Linked DNA regions of Homo sapiens: regions 2, 3 and 4 are each linked to region 1. A link is a loop called in an ENCODE intact Hi-C map of the cell type or tissue named here. Cell type or tissue: GM12878. All regions are shown on one strand. Region 1 overlaps GNE (glucosamine (UDP-N-acetyl)-2-epimerase/N-acetylmannosamine kinase). Region 2 has its middle 70 kb from the start of RNF38. Region 3 has its middle 16 kb from the start of MELK. Region 4 has its middle 94 kb from the start of MIR4475.

Evidence for each region. A loop is a pair of places that touch in the nucleus more often than their neighbours do. Peaks named below come from ENCODE experiments on the same cell type or tissue, not always from the same donor. Only the 100,000 strongest peaks of a DNase experiment are listed, where the experiment ranks them.
Region 2: it touches region 1 in a loop (8-fold over the local background); 83 of 110 quality-filtered maps call a loop at or near these places.
Region 3: it touches region 1 in a loop (6-fold over the local background); 6 of 110 quality-filtered maps call a loop at or near these places.
Region 4: it touches region 1 in a loop (8-fold over the local background); 4 of 110 quality-filtered maps call a loop at or near these places.

The regions. Positions count from the first base shown.
Region 1 is chr9:36,243,662-36,251,661 of GRCh38, reverse strand. GNE (glucosamine (UDP-N-acetyl)-2-epimerase/N-acetylmannosamine kinase) reads left to right here. Exons shown (of 12, transcript NM_005476.7): 2 at 2,265-2,470; 3 at 5,180-5,631. The coding sequence starts at 2,307. Among named protein-coding and RNA genes, the nearest start is that of GNE, 11 kb to the left of the region's middle. RefSeq lists a silencer at 6,356-6,526. In GM12878, a CTCF peak has its summit at 3,435; no DNase peak of the experiment used is centred here; H3K4me3 peaks cover 436 bases; H3K27ac peaks cover 978 bases.
Region 2 is chr9:36,325,877-36,333,876 of GRCh38, reverse strand. No RefSeq gene overlaps it. Among named protein-coding and RNA genes, the nearest start is that of RNF38, 70 kb to the left of the region's middle. In GM12878, a CTCF peak has its summit at 4,871 (motif pointing right); a DNase peak (open chromatin) is centred at 4,862.
Region 3 is chr9:36,552,950-36,560,949 of GRCh38, reverse strand. No RefSeq gene overlaps it. Among named protein-coding and RNA genes, the nearest start is that of MELK, 16 kb to the left of the region's middle. RefSeq lists an enhancer at 2,075-2,685. In GM12878, a CTCF peak has its summit at 4,941; a DNase peak (open chromatin) is centred at 4,989.
Region 4 is chr9:36,726,099-36,734,098 of GRCh38, reverse strand. No RefSeq gene overlaps it. Among named protein-coding and RNA genes, the nearest start is that of MIR4475, 94 kb to the left of the region's middle. RefSeq lists an enhancer at 7,664-8,000. In GM12878, a CTCF peak has its summit at 4,995 (motif pointing right); DNase peaks (open chromatin) are centred at 2,328 and 5,038.

The DNA.
Region 1 (8,000 bases):
GAAACATGAACATTGAGATCAGAGTCCATGAGGTGAAATTTTATGTTGATTTAGAGAAGTTTAACATGTTCCAAGTCTGGCTCAGTGGTGTATGCCTGTAGTTCCAGCTACTTAGGAGGCTGAGGTGGGGGGGTTGCTTGAGCCCAGGAGTTCCAGGCTGCAATGAGCTATGATCGTGCTTGTGAATAGCTACTGCACTCTAGCTTGGGCAACATAGCAAGATCCCATCTCCAAAAATGTAAAAACTTTTTAAAAAATTCCATAAAACAAATCTCTTATTCCTTGCCCCTGATTTTACTTTTTGAATGGAGGGTATAGCATGGCAGGGAGGGATGAGCGAGCAGTGGAGCTGAGCAACAGTATATCTGTGAATGGGAGGGCCATAACGCTCAGAGCGAGGCAGCAACTGAGAAACGTGGGGGAGGAGGACCTGAGGTTTGTGTGAAGCCTTTCCAGAAAGGATGACACTTAGATGGAGTTTTGAAGGATGAGTAGAAGACCAGCAAGGAGGAAAGGAAGTTTTAGGAAAAAGTAGGTGGCATCTATAAAGGTATAGATATACGGAGATTCACTAGTTGAACTGGAGGCAGTTTGGTATGGCTGGCACTTTGGCACAGAGAAGGGTAATTTTAGGCAGGGAAGAGATGGTGGAAAGGAAGATCACTTTGAAAGTTTGTAGGAGGCCGGGCGCAATGGCTCTTGCCTGTAATCCCAGCACTTTGGGAGGCCGAGGTGGGTGGATCACTTGAGGCCAGGAGTTCAAGACCAGCCTGGCCAACATGGCAAAACCCCATCTCTACTAAAAATACAAAAATTAGCTGGGCATGGTGGTGGGCACCTATAATCCCAGCTACTCGGGAGGCTGAGGCAGGAGAATTGCTTGAATCTGGGAGGCGGAGGTAGTAGTGAGCCAAGCTCGTGCCACTGCACTCCAACCTGGGCGACAGAGTGAGACTTTGTCTCTAAATAAATAAGTAAGAAAGTTTATAGGAGACAGGCAAACCACTTGACAGCTGTTAAGATCGTCCAGACCTAAAATGAGGGACTGGACTAGGGGAAGTCCTTGTATGGATGAAGAGGAGGAGATAGATTTGAAAGATATTTAGGGGGTGGAATTGACAGCATTTTGGAGATATGGGGTGAAGAACAGAAAAGACAAGGATTTGAAGGCATTTGGATGAATGAAATTGCATAACTCAGAGAACAATTGAGGAGGAACAGCTTCCGAAAAGAAAATGAGTTCAGTTTGGGACACTGACTTTAAGGTGTTTATAGGACATACAGCAGGAGATATCTGATAGGCATTTGGAGTTGTCAGTTTTGTTGGCACTGGTGTGTAGGTACTAATGAGGGCTTGAAGGTCAGGTTTTTATCTTACTCATCTTTCTCCTGCCCAGCATTAATCACAATACCTTGTATTTAGGAAGTGTATAGTGTGAGAGTGAATAGCCTGTGTTCCTTATGAGACATGATCTGGAATGTTGGGGCAGTAATTTTCCCTCTCAAGACCTGTGTTTCCCTTTCTATAAAGTGATGGAGTTGAACTAGATCAGTGGTTCTCAACAACTGATTTTGCAACAACCTACTATGTTGGGCTCATCTGTGAGTTATGGCAAGTAATTTTTAATAATAAAGAGCTGATATTTCCTCACCTTTTAAACAAGAGCTGATTTATATCACTCCTTCTTAATGGCATTCCAGTGTGTTTTCTTGAGTGTGAGAGGATGGGGTGGTGTTACAGTTAGTTTGCTGGAGTTTCTTCTTCTTTTTTTTTTTTTGAGATGGAGTCTCGCTCTGTCACCCAGGCTGGAGTGTGGTGGTGCGATCTCAGCTCACTGCAAGCTCCGCCTCCTGGGTTCACGCCATTCTTCTGCCTCAACCTCCCGAGTAGCTGGGACTACAGGTACCCGCCACCACGCCCAGCTAATTTTTTTTTTTGTATTTTTTAGTAGAGACGGGGTTTCACCACGTTAGCCAGGATGGTCTTGATCTCCTGACCTCGTGATCTGCCCACCTCGGCCTCCCAAAGTGCTGGGATTACAGGCGTAAGCCACCACTCCCAGCCTTGGAGTTTCTTAACTCTGGATATACCAATGGGAGAGTCACACATAAGTGGAGGTGCAAAAAAAGATTAAGAATCACTGTACTAAATAGTGGTTAAGGACTTGAAACTGAAAATTTCTATTTCTGATTTAGAGAAGTTTAAAGTTTAGTTATATCTAGGAGTTATTCTGATTATAAAGTTTTTATTTTGGCAATTTCAGGAACTCTATTTTAAGAACCTCTCAAAACGAAACAAGCAAATCATGGAGAAGAATGGAAATAACCGAAAGCTGCGGGTTTGTGTTGCTACTTGTAACCGTGCAGATTATTCTAAACTTGCCCCGATCATGTTTGGCATTAAAACCGAACCTGAGTTCTTTGAACTTGATGTTGTGGTACTTGGCTCTCACCTGATAGATGACTATGGGTAAGATGAAAGCATTTTCTTATTCTTCATTGCAACAGTGTGCTAGAAGGAGCTTGGGTTTTGTAGCCATATGGGCCCAGCTTCAAATTCCTGTTCTGCTGCTTAGTTTTTATGTGGCCTTAGAGTAGTCACTTAGCATCTCTGAGCCTCAGTTTCCTCATTATATAATGTAGTGAAAACTTATATTGTAAATTATTGTGAGGAATGGAGATCATGATATAGAGCATCCATCACAATGATGCCGCTTAGTAGATGATTGATAAATGGTAGCTATAAATAATATTACTGTTTGTTATTAGTTGTTACATTCAAACAAATGCCACTTATAAATACATATTGTATGAGTATAATAATGTGATTCCATGTAAACTGTTTTGTGAGCTGTAATGGCAATCTTTAAAACTGGTTTATAGGCCAACAGCATATAAAGTAGTAGATATGGAACAAGATTTTAAAAATCTAATCTGCAAGGTAAAGTAGAGAGTTACATTACTGTCACCATTGACATTTATTTTGCTGACATTAGGTTTGTTATTAATCACAGGCTACATTTAAAAAGTGAAAGTTGGGCCGGGCACGGTGGCACATGCCTATAATCCCAGCACTCTGGGGGGCTGAGGTGGGTGGATCACCTGAGGTCAGGAATTTGAGACCAGCCTGGCCAACATGGTGAAACCCTATCTCTACGAAAAATACAAAAAAAAAAAAAATTAGCCAGTTGTGGTGGCGCATGCCCGTAGTCCTAGCTACTCGGGAGGCTGAGGCAGGAGAATCACTTGAACCCGGGAGGCGGAGGTTGCAATGAGCTGAGATCACACCACTGCACTCCAGCCTGGGCAACAAGAGTGAGACTCCGTCTCAAAAAAAAAAAAAGCAAAGGTTGAATAATCTGAGAGAACAAGGCGTATTACATACATCTTGATGTATGTAATAAAAAGTCATTTAGTGCACCCTTGTGGCATGAATATATTAATGCAGTCTCCAAAGAGGATCACAAATACAATACTGTATCTGAAAGAACCTTGCGTTAAAATAAAATTGTCCTTTTCAGACTATTCTTTAAAAACAAGGTGGGAATTCGCTACTAGGAAATACTTAAAGAGTAGAGAAGAAACTTAATGGATAGCTCAGGGATCCACAGATTTTTTTTTTTTTTTTTTTTTTTGAGACGGAGTTTTGCTCTTGTTGCCCAGGCTGGAGTGCAGTGGCGTGATCTCGGCTCACTGCAACTTCCACCTCCCGGGTTCAAGTGATTCTCCTGCCTTAGCCTTCCGAGTAGCTGGGATTACAGGCATGCGCCACCATGCCCGGCTAATTTTGTATTTTTAGTAGAGACGGGGTTTCTCCATGTTGGTCAGGCTGGTCTCAAACTCCCAACCTCAGGTGATCCACCTGCCTCCGCCTCCCAAAGTGCTGGGATTACAGGTGTGAGCCACTGCGTCCGTCCAGATTTTTTTTTAATATAAAATGAATTCTGGCTATTTAGGAGCATCCTCTCAGTAGAACAGAAATTTTAGCTAGAGCCTGAGATGAAAGTTTGAGTGGGTTCTTTTACTGCTCTGAGAAAGCTTTGACAGGAAGACTAGTGGAAGAGAGGCTCTCAGGGAAATGGTAGTAGGTTTTTTATCTGCCTACCACAGTTACCAAGGGTGGAAGAATAGTGTTTATCTGATGAGACCGTTAAATAGGAAATTTGACTAGTACTTAATGAAAATGCATGTTTAAGGTACATTCTAACACAAGAAATTGGTTGCTTCTTGGGAGAAGAATTGGATGACTGGGAGACAAAAGTGAGAGACTTTTCACCATGAAATGTTTTCTTAAAGAAAAAAGGTTTGGCCAGGCACGGTGGCTCACACCTGTAATCCCAGCACTTTGGGAGGACGAGGCGGGCGGATCACGAGGTCAAGAGATTGAGACCATCCTGGCCAACATGGTGAAACCCTGTCTCTACTAAAAATACAAAAATTAGCTGGGCGTGATGGCACACGCCTGTAGTCCCAGCTACTCGGGAGGCTGAGGCAGGAGAATCGCTTGAACCTGGGAGGTGGAGGTTGCAGTGAGTCAAGATCGCACCACTGCACCCCAGCCTGGGCGACAGAGCGAGACTCTGTCTCAAAAAAATAAAAAAAAGGGTAAAAAACATTTTCCCCTAAGTGTATATAAAAAGTGCTGACCACTGTTAAAAGTTTAGTCTCTTTCTTCCTAATAAAAAAATTCTCTGGCCGGGTGCAGTCGCTCACGCGTGTAATCCCAGCACTTTGGTAGGTCAAGGTGGGTGGATCACCTGAGGTCAGGAGTTCAAGACCAGCCTGGCCAACATGGCAAAACCCCATCTGTACTAAAAATAGAAAAATTAGCTGGGTGTGGTGGTACATGCCTGTAATCCCAGCTACGCAGGAGGCTGAGGCAGGAGAATCGCTTGAACCCGGGAGGCAGAAGTTGCAGTGAGCCTAGATCGCGCTACTGCACTCCAGCCTGGGCAACAGAGCAAGACTTCATCTCAAAAAAAAAAAAAAAAAAAAAAAAAAGAATCTTAATCAGGCTGTTTACACTTATGGTCTATGCTTTTTATGTTTGTAAGTTATACTTCAATTTATTTATTTTAATGTTTCTCACTTCAGAGTTGGTGTTAGATTGCTTTTCTTGCATGTTACGGCTCTGTGTTTAAGAACATGTTCTTATATCTTTATTTCTCCCCGGCTTTAGAAATACATATCGAATGATTGAACAAGATGACTTTGACATTAACACCAGGCTACACACAATTGTGAGGGGAGAAGATGAGGCAGCCATGGTGGAGTCAGTAGGCCTGGCCCTAGTGAAGCTGCCAGATGTCCTTAATCGCCTGAAGCCTGATATCATGATTGTTCATGGAGACAGGTTTGATGCCCTGGCTCTGGCCACATCTGCTGCCTTGATGAACATCCGAATCCTTCACATTGAAGGTGGGGAAGTCAGTGGGACCATTGATGACTCTATCAGACATGCCATAACAAAACTGGCTCATTATCATGTGTGCTGCACCCGCAGTGCAGAGCAGCACCTGATATCCATGTGTGAGGACCATGATCGCATCCTTTTGGCAGGCTGCCCTTCCTATGACAAACTTCTCTCAGCCAAGAACAAAGACTACATGAGCATCATTCGCATGTGGCTAGGTACGTATCTCAGACTTTAGTCAGTCTAATGGCTGTTTTTGTCAGAAAATGTTCCGTCTATTTCAATCCTTTTGGAAACTATTATGGATAGAATACTCTGTTAGCAATGAGAAGGCCAAGGTTTTAGTTCATAGACCTTGCCCTGTGGTATGACTTTACCTCTCTGAGGTTTACCTTTTCTGTAAAATAGGCTTAGTGGATTGAGTTTTAAAAATCTCTGCTATATTTATAGAATGGAATGCTTTTAATCCATTAAATATATTAGTTATAAGAACGATCCTAATATGTCAAAAGGGGGAGCTATAAAATTATAAGTGTAATATGCCATTTCATTTTATTTTATTTATTTTATTTTTTGAGATGGAGTCTTGCTCTGTTGCCTAGGCTGGAGTGCAGTGGTGTGATCTTGGCTCACTGCATCCTCTGCCTCCCAGGTTCAAGTGATGCTCCTGCCTCAGCCTCCCAAGTATGTGGGATTGCAAGCGTGGACCACCATGACCGGCTAATTTTTCTATTTTTAATTTCACCACGTTGGCCAGGCTGGTCTCGAACTCCTGACCTCAAGTGATCCGCCCACCTTGGGCTCCCAAAGTGCTGGGATTACAGGTGTGAGCCACTGCACCCAGCTGTAATCTGCCATTTTACTAAAAACTGTAATAATGGAATGGTTAGGAAGTATGTACACCAAGTCATTTATTATATTTATTTCTGGTGTGGGATTATGGGTGTTTTTATGTTTGATTTTCTGAATTTTTTTTTTGTTTTTTGAGACAGAGTCTTGCTCTGTCATCCAGGTTGGAGTGCAGTGGCACAATCTCGGCTCACTGCAACCTCCACCTCCCAGGTTCAAGCGATTCTCCTGCCTCAACCTCCCGAGTGGCTGGGATTACTATGCCTGGCTAATTTCATATTTTTAGTAAAGACAGGGTTTTTCCATGTTGGCCAGGCTGGTCTCGAACTCCTGACCTCAGGTGATCCGCCCACCTCAGCCTCCCAAAGTGCTGGGATTACAAGCGTGAGCCACCGTGCCTGGCCTGATTTTCTGAAATTTTTTACTACATTGGCAAAATGGTCATTTTTTTTTTTTTTTTGAGATGGAGTCTTACTCTGTTGCCTAGCCTGTAGTGCAGTGGCTCAGTCTCGGCTCACTGCAACCTCCACTTCCCGGGTTCAAGCGATTCTCCTGCCTCAGCCTCCTGAGTAGCTGGGGTTACAGGCGCACACCACCACACCTGGCTAATTTTTTTTTGTATTTTTAGTAGAGACGGGGTTTCACTATGTTGGTCAGGCTGGTCTCAAACTCCTGACCTCATAATCCGCCCACCTCGGCCTCCCAAAGTGCTGAGATTACAGGCATGAGCCACCGCGCCTGGCTCATTTTTATTTTTAATGCTTTTCTTATAGAATTGTTGGAATACTCAGATTATGAATGTTGGAAGCAGTAAGCCATAAGTACTTATTAATATAAGGGATTATGATGATTATTAAAAAGCAAAAGTCATAGTTGTAGCCTTAGAGTATATCTTTGTAAATAAGCCCTATGTTCCAAAATTTTTATTGTTCAGTGCTCTAGCTTCCTAGAAATTATCTTTTGCTAATCAGAGGTAAAAAAATCCAAGTTTACAAACAGAATGTCAGTTGGTTAATTTATAGTAAGAGTACTACCTAGGGGACAAATTAGGACTAATAATCTATTTAGGACCTTTCATTTCTAAGAGGCAGATCTATTGAATTATAAAATTAATGAACAGAAAATTGATTTGGTTGGGTCAGGTATGGTGGCTCACCCTGTAATCCCAGCACTTTGGGAGGCTGAAGTGGGAGTATTGCTTGAGCCTAGGAGTTACAAGGCCAGCCTGGGCAACATAGCAAGACGCTGTCTCTACAAAAAATAAGAAAATTAGCTGGGCGTGGTGCTGTGTGCATGTAGTCCTAGTTACCTGGGAGGCTGGGATGGGAGGGTCACTTGAGCCTGAGTAGTTGAGGCTACAGTGATCTGTGATTACACTGCTGCACTCTAGCCTGGGTGACAGAGTAAGACCCTGTCTCAAACAAAACAAAACAAAAAAAAACAAAAAACAATAACAAAAAAAAAACACAGAAAGAAAAAGAAAATTGAATAAGCAAAGAGATTTTGTATATTTTTAATCTAGATTACATTACATCAGGAAAGGAATTGGGCTTTCCTGCTATATAACGTACTCCATTCTACATATTTCTGTTGTTCAGTCTGGAGTGCAGTGGTGCAGTCTTGTCCTCCTGGGCTCAAGTGATCCTACCACCTCAGCCTCCTGAGTAGCTGGGACTACAGGCATGTACCACCATGCCCAGCTAATTTTTAAAATTTTTTTGTAGAGATGGGGTCTCAC
Region 2 (8,000 bases), 82 kb before region 1:
TTTTTAAAGCAGTCTTAATTTCTCTGAAGCTGCCATAGATTCAAGAACAAAGCTCCTTGTTTGTCAGTAAATCTTCAGATATATTTGCTTGAATTCACAGCTATTTAAAATAATTGGGCCAGGCACAGTGGCTCCCGTCTGTAATCCCAGTACTTTGGAGGCCAAGGTGGGTGGATCACTTGAGGCCAGGAGTTCAAGACCAGCCTAGCCAACATGGTGAAACCCCATCTCTACTAAACATACAAAAAAAAAAAAAAAGGGCTGGGCATGGTGGCTCACGCCTGTAATCCCAACACTTTGGGAGGCCAAGGCAGGCGGATCATGCGGTCAAGAGATCGAGACCATCCTGGCAAACATGGTGAAACCCTGTCTCTACTAAAAATATAAAAATTTGCTGGGTGTGGTGGCGCATGTCTGTAGTCCCAGCTACTTGGGAGGCTGAGGCAGGAGAATCATTTGAACCCAGGAGGTAGAGGTTGCAGTGAGCTGAGATCGCACCACTGCACTCCAGCCTGGTGACCCAGCGAGACTCCATCTCAAAAAAAAGAAAAAGCCGGGCGAGGTAGCAGATGCCTACTGTAATCCCAGCTACTCGGGAGGCTGAGGCAGGAGAATCACTTGAACCCAGGAGGCAGAGGTTGCAGTGAGCCAAGATCATGTCACTGCACTCCAGTCTGGGCAACAGAGTGAGACTCCGTCTCAAAAAAAAAAATAATTTGATCCTCATAAAATTCAGCATTCCAAAGAATTGGGGGTAGGAAACTTGAGCCCCACTTTGAGATGGGGTGGATTCCTCTTGAGATACTCTACAGCACACATACTCTTGACCTTTTCATGTATCTCTGTCTCCTAATTTGGCAGGAAATATAGGAAAAGGAACAAGGGAAAAACATAGTGACAGCCAGGAATATTGAATGTCACCTTATAATCTGAAAATATGTGGTAGAATTAGTTTGGATGTTTTCCCACTATATAGAAGAAGTGACTTGTTCAGGAAGAAGAAATCCACATCCCCTTCAAATGTCTAGTTCTTGGTCTACACATGGGAACAATACATGGTGACTGGTTAATAACCAATGGTCCACACCTAGGAGTCTGCCAGGACCCACTAGTCTGGCTAAATAAGGTGGTTATTGTATATCTTCTGGTGAAGAGTTCTCCAGTTGGGTGTGGTGGCTCACACCTGTAATCTCAGCACTTTGAGAGGCTGAGTCTGGCTGATGGCTTGAGCTCAGGAGTTTGAGACCAGGCTGGTCAACATGGCGAAACCTCATCTCTACAAAAAATACCAAAAAAAAAAAAAAAGCCGGACGTGATGGTGCACATCTGTAGTCCAGGCTACTAGGGAGGCTGAGGCAGGAGAATTGCCTGAGCCCAGGAGGTGGAGGCTGCAGTGAGCTCTGATCATGCCACTGCACTCCAGCCTGGATGACAGAGTGAGGCCCTGTCTTTAAAAAAAAAAAAATTCTCCAAATGTGTGCTGAGGCAGATTTCTGATAGTTCAAACTTAACCCTAGTATGATAGACATTTCTGTAGTCAGTGTAAGCAGTATGGTATCCAGACATCCTAATTGGCTCTTTTTCTCCTTTTCTGCTTTTGGACATCAGTACTAAACTTAAGCTGAATCAGAGGAAAATAACAACTCATCTACCAAAATAAGGCCGGTCCCCTTGCCAATAAAAAATGTGTCACTATCCATGGTGATTCACACTCAGAATGCCCCAGCCTTGATGCCATTAAAGAGGAAAATAGGTCACATTTACTCTAATTCCAGAAGATCTACAGGAAACTGGGACCATCTCTCTGATCCAAGCTACTAAATTTTAGTTAGGGAAACAAATCAGGAAAAAGAGCTCACGTTCAGTTATTCTTGTTCAACACACACAAAGAGAGGTCCAGGTCCTTGCTAAGGAATATTCACAACCTAACTCAGCTCCGCGAGCTTTTATTGAGCACCAGCTTATGCCAGGCAGCTTTGAAATCAGGTCTTTAGTGTATTCATTTCTTAGTGCTGCCATAACAAGTTACCACAAATGTGATGGCTTAAAGCAAAGTTATTCTCTCATAGTTGAGGCCACAAGTTAAAAGTCAAGATGTTGGCAGAGTTGGTTTTCTGTGATGGCTCTGGGGGAGAATTCATTCCATGCCTTTCCTAGTTTCTGATGGCTGCTAGCAACCCTTGGCTTATCTTGGCTTGTAGACATAACTCCAATCTCTGCTTCTGTCTTCACATGGCCACCTCCCACGTGTGTATCTTCTTCAGCTGGGTGGAAGTTCCCATGCCTCTACATAGATGTCAGCAATAAGATCGGCTGTAGGGATACTTGAAAGAAAAGCCCAATTCAGGCCGGGTACGGTGGCTCATCCCTGAAATCCCAGCATTTTGGGAGGCCGAGGCAAGCAGATCACCTGAGGTTGGGAGTTTGAGACCAGCCTGACCAACATGGAGAAATCCCATCTCTACTAAAAATACAAAATTAGTCAGGCATCGTGGCACATGCCTGTAATCCCAGCTACTCGGGAGGCTGAGGTAGGAGAATCACTTGAGCCCGGGAGGTGGAGGTTGTGATGACCAAGATTGTGCCATTGCACTCCAGCCTGGGCAACAAGAGCGAAAACCCCTCTCAAAAAATAGCCAGATTTGTTTCAACTCAATAAATCATTTGGATCTGTTCCAACAAATGAACTTGAGACTTCAGAATGTCTCATCATAAAGGATGGCCAAAATAATTTGGCCTAGAAAATGTTAACAAAGCTCACTCATTCCTGCAGTCAAAGATAAACCTCAGTCATGCTCTCACAGATTGATTTAGAGTAGCACTGCTTCCTGGTAGGTCCATGAAGATAAATTCACTATGAAATGTATCATCAGATAGATGAGCTTAAAGGGAATAGGAAGCCTACAACCTGTGTCCCACATGGAGAATCAAAATCTAGTGAACCTTGAAGACATGCTAAGTGAAAGCAGCCAGACACAAAAGGCCACTTATTGTATGATTCTGTTTATTTTTATTTTATTATTTTTTGAGACAGAGTCTCGCTCTGTCGCCCAGGCTGGAGTGCAGTGGCGCGATCTCTGCTCACTGCAAGCTCCGCCTCCCGGGTTCACGCCACTCTCCTGCCTCAGCCTCCCTAGTAGCTGGGATTACAGGCGTCGCCACCACACCCAGCTAATTTTTTGTATTTTTAGTAGAGACAGGGTTTCACCGTGTTAGCCAGGATGGTCTCGATCTCCTGACCTTGTGATCTGCTAGCCTCGGCCTCCCAAAGTGCTGGGATTACAGGCGTGAGCCACCGTGCCTGGCCTGTATGATTCTGTTTATATGAAATGTTAAGAATTGGCAACTCTACAGAGAAAGTATTAATAGATCAGTGGTAGACTAGAGCTGAGGGGATGGTGGAGTTGAGGGTGATAATGAAAGGCTATAAAGTTTATTTGGGGGGTAATGAAAATGTTCTAAAATTGATTATGGTGATGGATGACAACTCCAAGTATACTGGAAGCCACTGAATTGTACACAGTAAGTGGATCAATTGTATGGTGCAATTATCTATAATTGAACTGTGTCTTAATAAAGCTGCTTTTAAAAAGTACGATGACATATACCCACCAGAAAATATCTATAATTAGAAAGATTAACAATACCATATGTTGGTGAGGATGTGAAGCAAACTGAAATTCTCATCTGCTGTTGATGGTAATATAAATTGGAACAACCAATTTAGACAACTGGTTGGCATTGTCTACTAAAGTTCATGCGCTATAACCCAGTCATTCTTCTTCTAGGTATATTCCTAATAAAATGCATGCATATGGGCACCAAAAGGCATGTACAATAATGTTCATAGCAGGCTATAAAAGCCCAACCCTGGAAACAATCCAAATGTTTATCGACCATAGGACTGATGATAAATTATGGTTGAGCTTTACAATGGTTTTTATACAGCAAAGAGAAAACCAACTACACCAAGCAACATGGGTAAATGTTGCTAATGTATTGAATAAGATCCAAAAGAACACACTCTTGTGTCTTATTCAATATACTTGTGAGAATATTCTTACAAATTGTTCCAGTCATAGAAATATCAACAAGCAGAATTGATCTGTGATGTGAGAAGACGTGACCGTGATTACCCTAGCCAGGCAGTCGTGACCTACAGGAGTTCAGGGCATGAGGAGGCATCTGGGCTGTCAGTCATTTTTTATTTGTTGATCTACGTGCTTGGTTACACAAATGGTTCAATTTGAGAAATTCATTGTTCAATCTTCTGTATCATTTTATAAACTTTTTTTTTTGAGTTTTGCTCTTGTTGCCCAGGCTGAAGTGCAGTGGCGCGATCTCGACTCACTGCAGTGTCCGCCTTCCAGGTTCAAGTGATTCTCCTGCCTCAGCCTCCCAAGTAGCTGGAACTACAGGCATGCGCCACCATGCCCGGCTAATTTTTTTTTGTATTTTTAGTAGAGACAGGGTTTCTCCATGTTGGTTGGTCAGGCTGGTTTCGAATTCCTCAGGTGATCTGCCCGCCTCGGACTCCCAAAGTGCTGAGATTACAGGCATGAGCCACCGCACCCGGCTATAAATTTCATTAAAAAAATAAGTGGTAGACCCCACTCTGTGACACTTTATAGAAGTACAGCTGTACAATGCAAGGGCAGATGAATTTTTATCATCTTAAATGACAGCTTTATCAATATCCCTAATGCTGTACTACATAAAACCTAAACAAGTCCTCCATATCACTTTCCTCATCCCAAAACATGTTTTTAACTTGCTTTTTAAGTAAAAAAGTATCAGAGCAGCAATATTTCTATTAGAATATTGCCACTATGCTAGTAAAGTATTTATGCATGACATTTACACCAGGAGGCGCTGTTGTTCAAAACCAAGTTCCAAATACAGTACAAGCTTCTTAATGCACAGGTCAGGACTGACACGGTTATAAACAGTTAATGTGCTTTCATATTGCTTTTATTCGTGGAAAGCATACATTAGAAATCTGCCTGCCAGAATAGTCCAGGATCGCTACAGCTTACAACCTCATTCCTTCTTGAGCAATGTTGTGTTTATTCCCTGCAGAGTGGGGCTTCTAAAAGTTTATGTGGTTTTTGAATATTTAATAACGGATTTTTTTTTTCTGGTTGTATTCTTTTTTTTTCTTTTGAGACAGAGTCTCATTCTGTCGCCCAGGCTGGAGTGCAGTGGTATGATCTCAGCTCACTGCAAACTCCACCTCCCGGGTTCAAGTGATTCTCCTGCCTCAGCCTCCCGAGTAGCTGGGATTACAGGCACCCACTATGACACCCGGCTAATTTTTGTATTTTTAGTAGAGACAGGGTTTCACCATGTTGGACAGGCTGGTCTCGAACTCCTGACCTCAAGTGATCCGCCCGCCTCAGCCTCCCAAAGTGCTGGGATTACAGGCGTGAGGCACCGTGCCTAGCTTTGGTTGCATTCCAAAATGCAAATTTGTTTAGCTTTAAAATCAAGCCTCCTCTGTGCTGAACAAGACTGATTGCTGCATATGAATTCCACTCCCATGCTCCTTCCACAGTGCCATAGGTACGGTTGAGACTGGAGCTACCATGTCGGCCGAGGCCTGCCTCTCCCAACCACAGGTTTGCCAGTGGCTTCCTAAATGTCAGGTCTAATAAACACGTTCCAGTCTTTGTGCTGCTGGACTGCTCTGTGGTGTGAGACTCTCTGCATATCGAGGTGTGGAGGCCTGGCAGGGACAGGCCAGAGGAAGGCTGCTGCGGCTCCCATGACTCGCCCTTTGGCTGTCATGTGATACTCCTCTCACTAAATCCTCAGTGTTGCTCTCTGAGTTCTTTCTCCTGAGTTTCTTTTTCTCTGGCCCACCCGTTCCCATCAGGGCTCACCAGGATATGACCCTCACCATTTTCCCATTCTGCGCACTCTTCCTGGAGCTAGTGCATCCTCTCCTACTTGCATCAGCAACCTTTTTACAGTTCCCCTAACACAGAGATTCCTATCTCCAGTCCCACTTCTCCTTGTGTTTCCTGCTAAACATCTCCTCCTGAAGTTATCCTCCTGAATATCCTGTAGGCCAAGTTGTCCAACCCATGGCCCGCGGGCCCACATGCAGCCCGGGACAGCTTTGAATGTGGCCCAACACAAATTCCTTATCTTTCTTAAAACATGAGATTTTTTGGCAATTTTTTTTCAGCTCATCAGCTATCATTAGTGATAGAGTTTTATGTGCGGCCCAGAAAAGCCAAAAGATTGGACACCCCAGCTGTAGGCACTCAAACTCAACATATCCAAATATGGACTCTTCAAACTTCCCCGCAAACACATTTCTTCTCCTGTACTGCCTGGCTCCATTGCTGGCCTACCATTCACCGGATACCCTAGCCAGAAACAGGAGGGTCATCCTTGACTCTTTCATCTTCTGCCTCCCCAACGCCTAGTGAACGGTCCTTTCCTCTCCCTTTCCTCCACAGCCCTAGTTCAGGCCCCATCATCTCCTGCCTTTCCACGATCTCGCTTCCTGCTTTGTACCCCTCACTTTCATATTCAGACCTCTGCACAGCCTCCAGAGGGAATCACTCAAATACAACCTGATCGTGGCCCCTTTACCCCCGACTCCCACCCATAGCTCCAAACCCTTAAATGGCTCTCCCCTGCCACAGGACAAAGTCCAATCTTATTAGATGCTCCCCTTCGCAACAAGAGCCTTCTTAACCTGCTCCTGATGATGGCTCCAGCCTTGGCTGCCAGGACTCCCTTGCCCGGCATACTACACTCTGGCAGCGTCAGCCTGTTCCCAGTTCCCCGAGACACACTGGGCCCCACATTCCCCTCTGCCTGGAAGTCCTCTTCCTCCCTCCTCTGTCTTCTCCCCTGACTCAATTCTGGTATCCCCTCCTCCAGGAAACCTTTCCTGAATCTTATAAGCCAGGGAGCAAGACGCTCTACACCCTCCTCCTGTTGTGAGCTTGCCAAGTTCTCATTTTTTCCCTTCCCTGGGTGGAAAGGTGTGCTTTCCACTAACCTGCAAGCATCTTGTGCTGGCACTGACTCATGCCTTTACCTCTAGAGCCCAGCACAGGGCCTGGCACATAGCAGGGGTTGAATAAATGCGTGTGTGTGTGTGTGTGTGTGTGTGTGTGTGTGTGTGTGTGTATGTGACAGAGTCTCGCTGTGTCACCCAGGCTGAAGTTCAGTGGCGCAATCTCGGCTCACTGTAACCTCTGCCTCCCAGGCTCAAGCGATTCTCCTGCCTCAGCCTCCCAAGTAGCTGGAATTACAGGTGCACACCACCACCGCCTGGCTAATTTTTGTATTTTTAGTAGAGATGGGTTTCACCATGTTGGCCAGGCTGGTCTCAAACTCCTGACCTCAAGCGATCTGCCTGCCTCGGCCTCCCAAAGTGCTGGGATTACAGGCTTGAGCCACTGCAGGCCAAATAAATGTTTCTTGAATGAAGGAGTGGAGAATAACACTTGGGCTCGAACTGGTTAGGGGGCTGGTGGGAACAGTCCCGTAAGGAGTGAATATTAGAGGAGCAGGTTTTGAGAAGAGTAAGGAAGGAGAGCAGAGTACCCATGAGTGAGGAGGACTGGACTTCACGTGCTGGGAGGTGCCCAGGGCACACGCAAGGGCAGATGTCCAACAGACAAGCTGGATGACCAGACTTAGAGCTCTAGAGAGAAGCCTGGGCAACTGGGTGTTAGCGTGTAATTGTGGCAGCTAAGACAAGGCTGACTTCAGGAGGCCTCAGAAGGAAGCCTCCTTTTTTAAGAGAGGACTACCCCTTTTACTACTAGAGGAAGATTCCTCCCTTCCAGATTAGATCCAGGGTGAAGGCCTTCTTGGGAAAGGCCTCAGGGGCTGTCGAGGGCCTCCAGACAGGTGAGGAGCCACCTGTGCCATCCCAGGGCTGCCTGGGGGCCTTGGGCCAACAACACCTTCTTCAGGACCCTGGGCCTGCTGAGCTGGGCAGGGCTCCTCTCAGCTCTGAGTGATGCACTGCG
Region 3 (8,000 bases), 310 kb before region 1:
TAATTATAATACATTAGCATGCTAAAGGAAGCTCCCACAAGTGCAATGACAGTTTACAAACACCCTGGCAATGTCTGGAAGTTACCCTATATGCTCTGAAAGAAAGAGGAACCCTAGGTTCCAGGAATTCCCTGCCACTTTCCTGGAAAACTCATGAAGAATCCACTCCTTGTTTAGCATATAATAAAGAAATAACCATAATAACCATAAAAAGAGCCACCCACCAGCCCTCAGGGCTGCTCTGCCTATGGAGGCTACTTTTTATTTATTTATTTATTATTTTTTTGAGACGGAGTTTCGCCCTTGTTGCCCAAGCTAGAGTGCAATGGCGCGATCTCAGCTCACTGCAACCTTTGCCTCCTGGGTTCAAGCAATTCTCCTGCCTCAACCTCCCAAGTAGCTGGAATTACAGGCACGCACCACCCCGCCCGGCTAATTTTTTGTATTTTCAGTAAAAACCAGGTTTCACCATGCTGGTCAGGCTGGTCTCGAACTCCTGATCTCGTGATCCACCCCCCCTCAGCCTCCCAAAGTGTTGGGATTACAGGAGTGAGCCACCACTCCCAGCTACTTATTTATTTTTTTAAGACAGTCTCACTCTGTCGCCCAGGCTGGAGTGTAGTGGTGCGATCTCAGCTCATTGTAACCCCTGCCTCCGGGGTTCAAGTGATTCTTGTGCCTCAGCCTCCTGAGTAGCTGGGATTACAGGCATGTGCCACCACACCCACCTAATATATGTATTTGTGTAGAGATGGCATTTCACCATGTTAACCAGGCTGTGAATTCCTTCCTGTGAAGCCAGGAACCCAAGGGGTCTCCCAGGCTGAACCCCAATTCTGGAGTTCACCCTGTGACACCTTCAAACCTTAACCAAAGCTGGGCACAGTGGCTCATGCCTGTAATCCCAGCACTTTGAGAGGCTGAGACGGCCAGATCACATGAGGCCAGGAGTTCGAGACCAGCCTGGCAAACATGGTGAAACCCTGTCTCTACTAAAAATGCAAAAATTAGCCAGGCTTGGTGGTGGGTGCCTGTAATCCCAGCTTATCGGGAGGCTGAGGCAGGAGAATAGCTTGAACCCCAGAGGTGGAGTTTGCAGTGACCCAACATCACGCCACTGCACTTCAGCCTGGGCAAGAGAGAGAGAACCTGTCTCAAAAACAAGCGAACAAACCTTAACCAAGAGAACAGAAAGCACATAACTAAGAGGGTATAATTGTCAGAGGCATTTGAACTACAGCAACTCCGTCTTGAATAAAGCTGGGTAAAATGAGGCTGAAACCTACTAGGCTGCATTCCCAGAAGGTTAAGGCATTCTAAGTCACAGGATGAGATAGGAGGTCAGCACAAGATACAGGTCATACAGACCTTGCTGATAAAACATGTTGCAGTAAAGGAGCCAGTTAAAACCCACGAAAACCAAGATGGCGACGAGAGTGACCTCTGGGTGTCCTGACTGCTACGTTCCCACCAGCACCATGACAGTTTACAAATGCCATGGCAACGTCAGGAAGTCACCCAATATGGTCTAAAAAGGGGAGGCATGAATAATTTACCCCTTGTTTAGCATATCATCAAGAAATAACCATAAAAATGGGCAACCAGCATCCCTCAGGGCTGCTCTGTCTGTAAAGTAGGCATTCCTTTCTTCCTTTACTTTCCTAATAAACTTGCTTTCACTTACTCTAGTGACTCACCCTGAATTCTTTCTTGTGTGAGATCCAAGAACCCTCTCTTAGGATGTGCATCAGGAGCCCTTTCTGGTAACATAGTTATCAGAGAAATGATAATCAAGGAAACCGTAAATTGCTGGGAACAAAAGTGGAGAAGGAAAGGGACCTGCATGGAGCCCAGAGGGAAAAAGGATAAACTTTTTTTTTTTTTTTGAGACGGAGTTTCACTCTTGTCTCCCAGGCCAGAGGGCAATGGCGCAATCTCGGCTCACTGCAACCTCTACCTCCTGGGTTCAAGTGATTCTCCTGCCTCAGCCTCCCAAGTAGCTGGAATTACAAGCATGTAACACCACGCCTGGCTAATTTTTTGTATTTTTAGTAGAGACGGGGTTTCTCCATGTTGGTCCTGCTGGTCTCGAACTTCCGACTTCAGGTCGTCCGAGTTTGGGAGTAGCCTGGTCAACATGGTGAAACCCCGTCTCTACTAAAAATACAAAAAAAAAAATTAGCTGGGCATGGTGGTGGGCACCTGTAATCCCAGCTACTTGGGAGGCTGAGGCAGGAGAATCCATTGAATCCAGGAGGCAGAGGTTGCAGTGAGCCGAGATCGTGCCATTGCACTCCAACCTGGGCAACAAGAGCATGACTCTGTTTCAAAAACAAGACAAAACAAAACAAAACAAAACAGAAACAAAAAATTAGCTGGCCATGGTGGCGTGTGCCCGTAGTCCCAGCTACTAGGGAGGCTGAGACAGGAGAATTGACTGAACCGGAAGGCAGAGGCAGTGAGCCGAGATTGCGCCACTGCACTCCAGCCTGGGCGACGAAGGGAGACTCTGTCACAAAAAAAAATAAATAAACAAAAAAATACAAAAACTAGCCAGGCGTGGTGTTGGACGCCTGTAATCCCAGCTACTCGGGAGGCTGAGGTGAGAGAATCGCTTGAACCTAATAGGCGGTGGTTGCAGTAACCTGAGATCGTGCCATTGCACTCCAGCCTGGGCAACAGAGCACAAACTCCATCTCAAAAAAAAAAAAAAGAAAGAAAGAAAGGAAAAGTAAGACCAGGTGTGGTGGCTCATGCCTGTAATCCTAGCACTTTGGGAGGCCAAGGCAGGTGGATCACTTGAGGTCAGGAGTTTGAGACCAGCCTGGCCAACATGGTGAAACCCCGTCTCTACTAAAAATACAAAAATTTGCCAGGTGTGGTGGGGTGCTCTTTTAATCCCAGCTACTCGGGAGGCTGAGGCAGGACAATTGCTTGAACCTGGGAGGTGGCGGTCGCAGTGAGCTGAGATTGTGCCACTGCACTCCAGCCTGGGCGACAGAGCGAGACTCTGTCTTTAAAAAAAAAAAAAAAAAACTAAAGAGAAAGTTCAGTCTCCCAGGGGGAATGGATGGCAATGGAGGACAGTGGGACAAACAGAAAAAATAACAGCACCACTGTAAGGGGATGTCGGGTGGAGACAGGAAGGACAAGTGACTCCAATATAGACCAAAACAGAAGATTGGCACAGAAATGGTTGAGAACAAGTCTTGACAGCAAACTCCAGCATCACCACTGTTTTACAAAACATGAACACCATGGTTTAATATTCCTGGGTGTTGTGAGAATTAAATGAGATATGGATATAAGGTTCTTGGGCTTAATAAATTGTAACTATTATTTCATGCTATTAGACAGCATTAGACTATTTTATTTTTTTAGAGACAGGGTTTTGCTGTGTTACCCAGGCTGGAGTACAGTGGCTGATCATAGTTCACTGCAGCCTTGAAATCCTAGGCTCAGGCAATCCTCATGCCTCCACCTCTCAAAGTGCTGGGATTATAGGCGTCAGCCCACTGCACCCAGCAGCATTGTTTAATTTAATTTAACTAATTTATTTATGTATTTATTTTGAGACAGTCTTGCTCTGTTGTCGAGGCTGGAGTGCAGTGGCCTGATCTCGGCTCACTGCAACCTCCACCTCCCAGGTTCAAGTGATTCTCCTGCCTCAGTCTCCAGAGTAGCTGGGACTACAAGCATGCACCACCATGCCTGGCTAATTTTCTTTTTTTTTTTTTTTTTGAGACAGAGCTCCGCTCTTGTTGCCCAGGCCGGGGTGCAATGGCACAGTCTCGGCTCACTGCAACTTCCTTCTCCCAGGTTTAAGTGATTCTCCTGCCTCAGCCTCAGAGACAGGGTTTCTCCCTGTTTGTCAGGCTGGTCTCGAATTCCCAACCTCAGGTGTTCCGCCAACCTCGGCCTGAACAGCTGGGATTACAGGCACACGCCACCACGACGGCTAATTTTGTCTTTTTAGTAGAGACAGGGTTTCTCTCTCTTGGTCAGGCTGGTCCCGACCTCAGGTGTTCCGCCCACCTCGGCCTCCCAAAGTGCTGGGATTACAGGAGTGAGCCACTGCACCTGGACACCTGGCTAACTTTTGTATTTTTAGTAGAGATGAGGTTTCACCATGTAGGCCAGGCTGGCCTTGAACTCCTGACCTCAAGCAATCCTCCTGCCTCAGTTCAGGATTACAGGCATGAGCCACAGTGCCCAGCCTCATTTTAAAAGTAGCTTTGCTCCTGGGCAACTTAGTGAGACCACATCTCTACCAAAAGAAAAAAGCAAAAAAAAAAAGACTAGCCAGGCGTGGTGGTGTGTGCCTGTGGTCCCCGCTACTCAAGAGGCTGAGATGGGAGAATAGCTTGAGCCCGAGAGATTGAGGCTGCAGTGAGCAATGATTGTGCCACTGCACTCCAGCCTGGGTGACTGTCTCTAAAAAATAATAATAATAGGCCAGGTGTGGTGACTCACGCCTGTAATCACAGCACTTTGGGAGGCCAAGGCGAGTGGATCTCCTGAGCTTAGGAGTTCGAGACCACCCAGGGCAACATGGTGAAACCTGGTCTCTACTAAAAATACAAAAAAAAAAAATTAACTGGGCATGGTGGTGGGTGCCTCTAGTCCCATCTCCTCGAGAGGCTGAGGCAGGAGAATCGCTTGAGTCCCAGAGGCGAAGGTTGCAGTGAGCCGAGATCACGCCACTGCACTCCAGCTTGGGCTACAGAGTGAGACTCCGTCTCAAAAACAATAATAACAAAAATAATAATAATAATAAAATAAAAGTAGCTTTGAAGTATCGTGTTTGAGAATCATGATGATTTATTGTAGGTTCAATGAAGAGGACAAGTCCTGCCGTCTGGGATCTCACAGCAGTGTTTTTTCCCTTTTACTACTCCTTGAACCTGCGGCTATGGCATGCTGCTACCACCCGGTGGCAGCAGACCCCAATCACGGGTTCCATTGTTAGGCGAGATGACTCCTTTACAAAGATTATGGACAGAAAGACAAGAAGACATGAGGCACCTCCTGATGGAATGCACAGCACTGTGTATTAGGTAGCCTTGTCAAAAAAATCAAACCTGAATCCAATTAAGGCTCTGGATCCATACCAATTTATAGGAAATACAAGAGAGAAAGGAACATGCTCAACAACATCAGGAGGATGTTGGCAGCAAAATCCACACTGGAAAACTCTACAGAACAAATACCTAGTTTCTTAAAAATAAATAAATAAATAAAAGTAAGGAAAAGAAAAAGCTGAAAGGAGAATCTTCAGGTTAAAAATGACTGAAGAGGCCGGGCATGGTGGCTCACGCCTGTAATCCCAGCACTTTGGGAGGCTGAGGCGAGCAGATCACGAGGTCAGGAGTTCGAGACCAGCCTAACCAACAAGGTGAAACCCTGTCTCTACTAAAAATAGCTGGGCATGGTGGTGCGAGCCTGTAATCCCAGCTACTCAGGAGGCTGAGGCAGGAGAATCACTTGAACCTGGGAGGCAAAGGTTTCAGTGAGCTGAGATGACACCACTGCACTGTAGCCTGGGTGACAGAGCAAGACTCCATCTCAAAAATATATAAATAAATAAAATAAAAAATGACTGAAGAGACATATTAACAAATCACAATAAAAAAGCATTCATGGGACAATCAGGGAAATGTGAATTGACTGGATACTGGATGATACTCAGAAATCACTGTTAGGGCAGGCGCGGTGGCTCCTGCCTGTAGTCCTAGCACTTTGGGAGACCAAGGCGGGCAGATCACAAGGTCAGGAGATCGAGACCATCCTGGCTAACACGGTAAAACCCCGTCTCTACTTAAAATACAAAAAATTAGCCAGGCGTGATGGCTGGCGCCTATAGTCCCAGCTACTCGGGAGGCTGAGGCAGGAGAACGGCGTGAACCCGTGAGGTGGAGGTTGCAGTGAGCCGAGATTGTGCCACTGCACTCCAGCCTGGGCGACAGAGCGAGACTCTGTCTCAAAAAATAAAAAAATAAATAAAAAATAAAAATAATAAAAAAAGAAGTCATTGTTAAACTTTTGAGGCGCTCCTGATGCTATTATGATTATATTTTTCAAAGGAAGCATTCTGAAGTTTTCAATGAGATATGTAATTAAATACACGTAAATCATAGAATGTCCAAGATTTACTTCAAAATCATCTGGGGCAGAGAATGGATAAGAAGATGGAAACAAAGCTGACCAGTAGTTAACAGTTATTAAAGCTGAGTTATGGTATTTGAAAATTATATCTTTGCTACTCAAAATGTCAGCAGACAACCAGCACGGATGTCACCTAAGAGCTTGTTAGAAATGCAGGGCCTGGCAGGGCACAGTGGCTCACGCCTATAATCCCAACACTTTCAGAGGCTGAGGCAGGAGGGTCACTTGAGCCCAGAAGTTCGAGACCAGCCTGGGCAACACGGCGAAACCCTGTCTCTACAAAAAATACAAAAATTAGGCCGGGTGCGGTGGCTCACACCTGTAATCCCAGCACTTTGGGAGGCTGAGGTGGGCGGATCATGAGGTGAGCAGTTTGAGACAAGCCTGGCCAACATAGTGAAACCCCGTCTCTATTTAAAAAAATACAACAATTAGCTGGGTGTGGTGGGCGCCTGTAGTCCCAGCTACTTGGGAGGCTGAGGAAGAGAATCGCTCGAACCCGGGAGGCAGGGGTTGCAGTGAGCTGAGACCACATCATTGCACTCCAGCCTGGGCGACAGAGCAAGACTCCATCTCAAAAAAAAAAAAAAAAAATTAGCCGGGTGTGGTGGCATGCAGTCCCAGCTACTTGGGAGGCTGAGATGGGAGGACTGCTTGAGCCCAGGAAGGCAAGACTGCAGTGAGCAGTGATCGCACCACTGCACTCCACCCTGGGTGACATAGCTAGACTCTGTCTCGAAATAACAACAAAAGAAATGCAGAGCCTCAGGCCCTGCCAAAGACCTGCTGAATCATATCTGAAATTTAAAGAGATCCCTTGGTGATTCGCAGGCACACTAAACTTAAGAAGCCCCAAATTATATTATTCTGGGCCAGGCATGGTGGCTCATGCTTGTAATCCCAGCATATCGGGACGCGGAGGCGGGAGGATCACTTGAGCTCAGGAGTTCAAGACCAGCCTGGGCAATATAATGAGACCTCGTTTCTGTAAATAAATAAATAAATAAATAAAATTGTATTGTTCTGTGGGTTTTTTTTTTTTTGGTGTGTGTGTGTGTGTGTGTTTGTTTTTGTTTGTTTGTTTTTTGAGACGGAGTCTTGCTCTGTCACCCAGGCTAGAGTGCTGGAGTGCAGTGGCGCGATCTCGGCTCACTGCAAGCTCCGCCTCCCGGGTTCACGCCATTCTCCTGCCTCAGCCTCCTGAGTAGCTGGGACTACAGGCACGGCGCCCACCACTATGCCCGGCTAACTTTTTGTATTTTTTAGTAGAGATGGGGTTTCACTGTGTTAGCCAAGATGGTCTCGATCTCCTGACCTTGTGATCCGCCCGTCTCGGCCTCCCAGAGTGCTGGGATTACAGGCGTGAGCCACCGCGCCCGGCTGTGTATGTGTTTTTGAGACAGAGTTATGCTCTTGCCGTCCAGGCTGAAGTACAATGGCACGATCTCAGCAACCTCTGCCTGCCGTGTTCAAGCAATTCTCCTGCCGCAACCACTCGAGTAGCTGGGGATTACAGGCACCCACCACCACGTCCAGCCAATGTTTGTATTTTAGTAGAGACGGGGTTTCACCATGTTGGCCAGGCTAGTCTCAAACTCCTGACCTCAGGTGGTCTGCCCACCTCGGCCTCTGAAAGTGCTGGGATTACAGGTGTGAGCCACCACACCAGGCCTTTTTTTTTTGTGGGGGAGGGGGACGGAGTCTTGTTCTGTTGCCCAGGCTGGAGTGCAATGGTGTGATCTCAGCTCACTGCAACCTCTGTCTCCTGGGTTCAAGCAATTCTCCTGCCTCGGCCTCCTGAGTAGCTGGGATTACAGGCACCGCCCCCATACCCG
Region 4 (8,000 bases), 480 kb before region 1:
GGAGGATTGCTTGAACCCAGGAGTTCAAGATCAACCTGGGCAACAAAGCGGGACCTCATCTTTGTCTCTACTAAAAATCCAAAAAAATCAATCGGGTGTGGTAGTGCACTCCTGTGATTCCAGCTACTCGGGAGCTGAGACGGGGGGATCATTTGCCCCCAGGAGGTGAGGCTGCAGTGGGCCATGATCATGTCACTGCACTCCAGCCTGGGTGACAAAGACCTTGTCTCAAATATATATATTTGAGACAGGGTCTCACTCTGTCACCCAGGCTGGAGTACAGTGGCTCGATCTCGGCTCACTGCAACCTCCACCTCCTGGGTTCAAGTGATTCTCATGCCTCAGCTTTCCGAGTAGCTGGGACTACAGGCGAGTGCCATGGCACCAAGCTAATTTTTTATTTTTTGCATTTTTAGTAGAGATGGGGTTTCATCATGTTGGCCAGGTTGGTCTTGAACTCCTAGCCTCAGCCTCCCAAAGAGCTATGATTACAGGCATCAGCCACCTTGCCCCGACAAAACCCTGTCTCAAATTTTATATATATATATATGGAATTTGTCTGGAGGAAATAATTAAAGATGTAAAAATTTCAGGAATTTTATTCCAGATTCTGCTTACAATAGTGAAAAAAAAAGGAAACAAACCAAATATCTGATCATTAGGGGCTGGTTAAAGTATGATACAACCATTTGATGGAATATTGTATATCCAGTTAAACACATAGGTTCACAAAACCATTAGTAACACAAAATTATTTGTTGTTAGGTTTTCTAAAAAGAAGGCTACAAAATAGTGTGCAGAGTAAAATCTGTGGAAAAAAATTAGTTGAAAGAAATACTCCAAAGTATTGACAATGGAGTAATGAGATTGATAACTGAGCAATGGGATTGTAAATGCCTTTTATCTTCTTTTTGCTTATATGCATCTTCTACATGCTCTGTGGTAGCCATTACATTTTTAATTTTAAAGCAATAAGTTATTTATGGCAATAATAACTATTCTTTCTCTGTCCCCAGGATGAGAGTGATGAACAAATCAGAGGAGCTGAAGAAACCGGACCACATAGTGGATCATAATGTCACTGCCCACCCACGGGCCCTGCCTCTGTTCTGTGTCCCATGTACTTATTTATGACTCCGCCGGGCCTGATCCTGCACTGTTTTCTCTTACAACTATGTACATGCCCATCTCTCTTGAAGAGGTCACTGAAAGTGGAGACCACCACGTCTTGTCATCATCACCCAGTCAGAGCTTGTCCCAGAATGGCTACCCAGTGAATGAATGTCTGTTGAATTACCCTGAATGGCCGTCCCCTAGAGCTAGACTGCTTTGGAGGCACCTCCCTGCCTGCCAGGTACCTTTGGAGGGGTCTGTTAACCTTGTCGGGGCCAGACCCACAACCCCTGTTCTCAGCACCGTTCCTCCTGGAAGACCACCCACAGCTTGCTGGTCCAGGAAAACCTGAACTACAATCAACCCCTCCTCTGTGGGCAGTGGGTGTACAAAGGCTTTCCTGAATATGTGTTCCCTGGAACTTCTTAACCCAGGGCTTAGGTCAAGGATTCTCAGCCCGCTCTACAGACAAGGAAACAGAGGCTCTGAGAACTGGAATAACCTGCCCACAGTAGAACCACTGAGAAGGGAAGGATCTACTCCTAGACCCGAGTCCAGTGCTCTGACCCCATGCTCACAGCATGCTGCTTAGCTCAGAGCAGCAGAAACCCAGATCCAAACAGATTCTGAAACCTGCAGGCAGTGCTGGCTTTGGTCTCCAGCACCACCATTCACTAGCTATTGTTAAAGCAAACTAAATATGGCCTGAGAAGAATTCCGTCCTTCTTTTTTTTTTTTTTTTTTTTTTTTTGACATGGAGTCTCACTCTATCACCCAGGCTGGAGGGCAGTGGCACAATCTCAGCTCACTGCAACCTCCGCCTCCCGGGTTCAAGCGATTCTCCTGCCTCAGCCTCCTGAGTAGCTGGGATTACAGGCACGCACCATCACGCCTGGCTAATTTTTTACATTTTTGGAAGCAACAGGATTTCACCATATTAGCCAGGCTGGTCTCGAACTCCTGACCTCAAGTGGTCTACCCACCTCAGCCTCCCAAAGTGCTGGGATTGCAGATGTGAGCCACCGCACCCAGCCAGAACTCCATACTTCTATATCTGAGTCCTTGTGGACAAACTGTAACCTAGCTTAACAGGCTGACAAGATTGAAAACCTAACTTAGGAGTATGTGCCTGTAACAACAGCTGAGTTTTGTCCAATCCCAGCGGCATACTTCAACCACTCATAGACCACTAAGTGTTTAAACTGTGTTCAAATAAGGCAAACGCCAAACTGTGAGCAATCAACTGTTTCTGTACCTCACTTTCGATTTCTGTACGTCACTTCCCTTTTGTTGTCTATAAATTTGTTCTGACCAGGAGGCATCCCTGGAGTCTCTCCAAATCTGCTGTGATTCTGGGAGCTGCACGATTCTCGAATCGTTCATTGCTCAATTAAATTCCTTTACATTTAATTCAGCTGAAGTTTTTCTTTTAACACTATGTAGCTTGGAAAGTCACTTTCCTTCCCAGAGCCTGTTTTCTCATCTGTAAAGTGGTCCTAATAACCTCTGTCTCAGAGGGTTCTTGAGAGGATTACATGGCATGGGGAAGCTCCTTGCACAAGATCTAACTCTGAGTATGCAATTTCTCTCCCTGGTCAGATGAACTTTTGACAAAGGGCTGCCTCCAGACATGGCTGCCAGGTTGGGCCTTGTTCTATTTCTCCATGGGAATGGCTCTGCCTTCCTGTGTCCTCAGCTCAGCAGGAGCTGCCCAGGAGGTTGGCCGGCAAACAATGCCACAGCCTCCTCCCTCCCCGCCTCCGCCCCTTACCCAAAAAAGGGTTCCAAATGCCTTCTATAGCTTCTTTCCTGGGCAGAGAGGGAGGGTGGGAGTAATGAGAATAAGAGAGGAGACTGACAGAGTTGGTCTCTGCCATGGGCTTCATCATGGATATATCACCTTCTACAGTGCACTGAATGATGGCCCCAGTATCAGGGTCTAATTCCCAGATTAGACTGTGCACTTACCTTATACAGCAAAATAGACTCTGCAGATGTGGATAAATTGAAAATGAGATAGATGATCCTCGATTATCTGGGGGCAGGGGATAAATACAGTCACAAGTGTCCTCATAAGACAGAGGTAGGGGGAGATGTAACACAGGCAGAGGAAATGGTAGTGTGGCCACAGAAGCAGAGATTGGAGAGATGTGGCCCCAAGCCAGGAACACAGGCAGTCGCCAGGTTCTGGAAGCCACGAGGAAAGGAATCTCCCTTAGAGCCTGTGGAGAGAGCATGGCTCCACCAGCACCTCCGTTTCCACCCGGTGAGACTGATTTGAGGCTTCTGGCCTCCAGAACTACAAGAGAATAAATTTCGGTTGTTTGAAGCCACCAGCTCTGTGGCCATTTGTTACAGCAGCCACAGGAAACTGATACACTCACCCTTCCTGAGTCCACATAAAAGCTCTGTGATCCCAAACTCATAAACCCCAAGGACTAAATAAACCTTCCTGTTAAATCATGAAGAAAGGGACTCACTCTGGGATTACCCACAGTTATTTGACATCATATGTCACCTTCTGAATGCCAGAGGGGCCAGTACAGGATCCAGCACAACCTTGGTGTTCTTGGAGAAGGGTCAGGAAATCCCAAAAGTACTTCACCAGCCCCAGAACCCTGTGCCTGGCACAGCTTAGCTGTGCTCATTTATATGCGGGGCAATATGTTTACTTTTGTTTGAGAAAAAAAAAGGGTCCAGATTCTTTAAAAAAGGACAAAAAAAGGTTTTGTCATGGTCCCAAAGAATGCAGTTTTCGGAAATGAAACAGCAGCAGAATGAATTGCAAAGGCTACTGGGCTAGTCTAATGTCTTCCTATATAGGCCAAGAAACCAATGCCCAGAGAGGGGAAGGAAGGGACTTACCCAAGGACACACAGCCAGTCAGCCAAGATGAAGCTGTAACTTGAAACTTCCAGCTCCTCCCACCCTGACACACACACACACACACACACACACTCACTCACTTGGATTCCGAGTACTCCTCAGTTTGCTAACTTTCATCCTCAAGAAGTTTGTTGCATTAGTTTCCAAGGGCTGCTGCAACAAATTACCACAAACTGGGTGGCTTAGAACAACATCAATGTATTGTCCCGTATCTCTGGAGGCCCAAAGTCCAAAATTAAGGTGTCAGCTAGCCATGGTCTCTCCAGGGGAGAAATCCTTCCTTGCCTCTTCTAATTGCTGGTGGTTCCTGGCAATCCCCGCCATTCTGGGACTTATGAGTGCCTTCACATGGCCTTCCCCTCTGCATGTCTCTCTGGGTCTCTGTCTCCTCGTCTTATAAGGACACCCATCATTGGATTAGGGCCCACTAGCATGACCTCATCTTTACTTGATTACATCTGCAAAGACCCTGTATTGCATTCACAGGTTCTGGGTGGACAAGTGTTAGGGAGGGATGCTATTCAACCCAGTATACATCTATTTATGCTCTTTATCTAGACAGATGAGGATCAGGGGTTTGAAAGCCCAGCAATAGCCTAATAATTAAACATCTGAAGGCTTTTCTCTGTGCCCCTCTCTGTCCTCTGTATGGTAGTAACCTATGGCCAGTTCTTTGGCCCTATCTAGCCTGTGCATTTTTTGCAGGCAAACACTGTGTCTCCAGCCCCCTAACATAGCCCAGACACAAAGGAGGAACTTGGAAGCATTTGCTGAACAAATGAATGAAATGAGACATTTGGAAGCACAGCCCAAAGAATGTAATTTCCAGAAGTGAAACAGCAGCTAAATGAATTGTAGCAATGTTGGCGCTCACTTCTCATACTCTTGTAGCCTCCTGCTTTCACAGTGGGCAACTGACTTGCTGGGAGTCCAGCAAATTTCCGGGGAATCTCCCTGTGGGAGTCAGGAACAAAGCTGGCATTTGGCAACTGGCCAGCAGGGGGCAGGATGGTCTCAGGGACAGAGCCCCAGAGGCTGGAGCTTGGCTCCACTTACCCAGCAAGCAAACCCTCCCAGAATCAGAGCGTTTCTGATTGCAAGGACTCTGCAACCTACTCTGACTCCTCTTTGTTCTTCTTTTATTTTCCCTTTTTTTTCTCATTAGGTCAGTACCAATGAGTCTTCTTTGAACAGATAAAGAAAGTGAGGCCCAGACAGGGGAAGGGACTCTCCCAAGCTCAGAGAGAGTTGGGATCCATAACTCCAGACCCCATTCCCTGGGCCAATTCTAGTACTGCCTGCAGGCTTCGGTCTCCCTGGGACCAACTCTAAACAAACAAAAAATAAAAGAGCTTATCAATGAAACTTGGGTCTTTTTAAAGGGGCTGCCCCCTGACTCAACTAAATATACACAATGTATATGCTCCGACCTGAGGATGCCACTTCCAGAAATGTAGCTTACATGCACACAAGGATGTTCATTGTGGCGGTGTTGATAGTAGAGAAAAACTGGAAGCAACATAAAAATTGGAAACAACCACTACAGGACTGCTTTAATAAATGATGACACAGCCAGGCCCAGTGGCTCATGCCTGCAATCTCAACACTTTGGGAGGCCAAGGCAGGTGGATCACTTGAGGTTAGGAGTTCAAGACTAGCCTGGCCAACCTGGTGAAACCTCATCTCTACTAAAAATACAAAAATTAGCCGGGCGTGGTGGCGGCGACCTGTAATCCCAGCTACTCAGGAGTCTAAGGCTGGAGAATCGCTTGAACCCAGGAGGCAGAGGTTGCAGTGAGCCAAGGTCACACCATTGCACTTCAGCCAGGGCAACAGAGTGAGACTCTGTCTCAATAAATAAATAAATAATGACATATCTGTTTTGTGGAATACTGTATAATCATTAAAAATAAATTTTTAGAAGAATATGTATAAAGAAAAAAATTATGCTAGAAAACTGAGGAAATAATACATATTGTACATTCCTAATATTTTAAAATTCCTTGTGCATATAAAATATAATTTGTGGTTCCAGAGGTACTCACTATTTAGTACTAATTTTCTATATATGTATTTTTTAAAATTAGACCTTACAATATTAAAATAAATATATTAATTTTAAATTAAATATATACATAGTTTTATATACACACACACGCACACACATGCACATGCACGCACACACGCACACACACACGCTTAGACCTTAGACCTGGGTAAGTGTGGTCCATGCCTTAGATCCCACAATTCAAAGTGTTCGGCATTTCATAAACACACATAGGCAAATAGTTATTATGAAGACAGTCACTTCTGTTACTTGCGACCTGGTGTTCAGTGCTGCATAGCGTAACCCTAAACATTAACTTGGGACTAACATCATCAAGACCCAGGAGATGTGTCTCCAGGTCTTGTCCTCTGTCTTTGAGACAAAAGGGACTGAATCCCAATGCCACAACACCACGTGGGCTGTGCTGTGGCTGACATCAGAGATGGACGACGCTTCAGAGTACAGGGAAAATTTGAGCAGTGGACGTGCTTAAGCATGTAAGAGAATAGACAAATTAATTTGTCAAACACTTCCTCTCAGGTAGCGTGGAATGCAACATTTTCTTACATAACAAAGTATAGTCTCCCAGCAGTGCCAAGTGTCCATTTCCTTGCTTTTCTTCATGTTCTAATTCATGGTTCCAGAGGAACCTAACAGCTGAAGACTATTCTGCAATAGCAAACGATTCATTGCACTCTTAAATTTCCCTGCGTGTAGGTCCAGACATAATATGTATGAAGTATATCAGTTCTTTACATTGACAACTATAGACCCTGGATCCTGGCCATTCAAATAGCATAGAGTTTTGCTATTTTTAATACCTAATGGAATGTAATCAAACGTTTTTAAAAAATTTTAATGTCTGCTTTACAGAAATAATTTTCATCTAAATTTTTAAGATTTACTCATTGTAATTTGAGTTTTGCCTTTTGGTCTTGACAGATAATTTTGAATGTTTCAGAAGAAAATCTTTCTTAGAAAAAATGATTTAAATATTAAATATTTAAACATATGGTATGTGGAACTCCAATTGTACCCTTGCCCTGGGCCCTTCAAATGTAAGATCTAGGCCTGTGTTTAGAACACAGATTCTAATAGAAAATACACCAGAATGTCAAAGGAAGTTGACTCTAGATTATTGGATTGCTGTGATTTTTATTTTATTCTTTTGGATTTTTGTCTATGTTTCTAGATTTTCTAGTATTTATCTAGTCATAAAAAAATGATAAATATATATTTTCAAGTGTCGCATCAGCCCCCAGCCTCCTCCCGACGTGAAATGACTTTCTACCCTCAACCAGGGTCCTGGGACAGGTATCTAATTCTGCCCTCATCCCCATGACCACTCCAGACTTTCAGCAGGAGGGACCCCAGGGGTAGCTCCTCCCTTGGCCCACACTGAGCACTTCCCCCCTTAGCTGGCACCACAAGGCTTCAAGGCTTCACATAATGAGGTACAGAAAGCGGGCCCTCGATGCTCTGTGGATCACGCTCTAAACAAACAGTATTCTCAGCCTTGGGTTTCCCACCCTCCTGCCCCACCCCCGCGAGCATTTAACTTAGTGCTGCTTTCAGGACTAGGTAGAAACTGGCCGCCCTCCCTGGAGTCTGTGCTGACCTCACATCGTCCACAACAGGGTAGAAATGCCCCACCAGCTGACCTTTCAGAAGCCTCCTCTGGAGGCTAATCGGGCACACTGGGTGGGGGAAGGTGCCGTCATGGTTCCACGGACTGGTTCTGAGGCCTAGCAAATGGAATTTTCCCACATAGGGAACCCACAATGAAGGGGAAAACTGCATGTGTCCCTTTGTGAAAAACTAGTAGGAACAAAGATGGAGAAGGCAGGACGTTCTCCCTGGCTCCCATTCAGGCCCAGCAGTGCTCTGCAAGGAGTGTAACCTGACACCTGGAGCTTCCCCTGCCTATCCCACCCCAAGCACCACTCCCACCCAT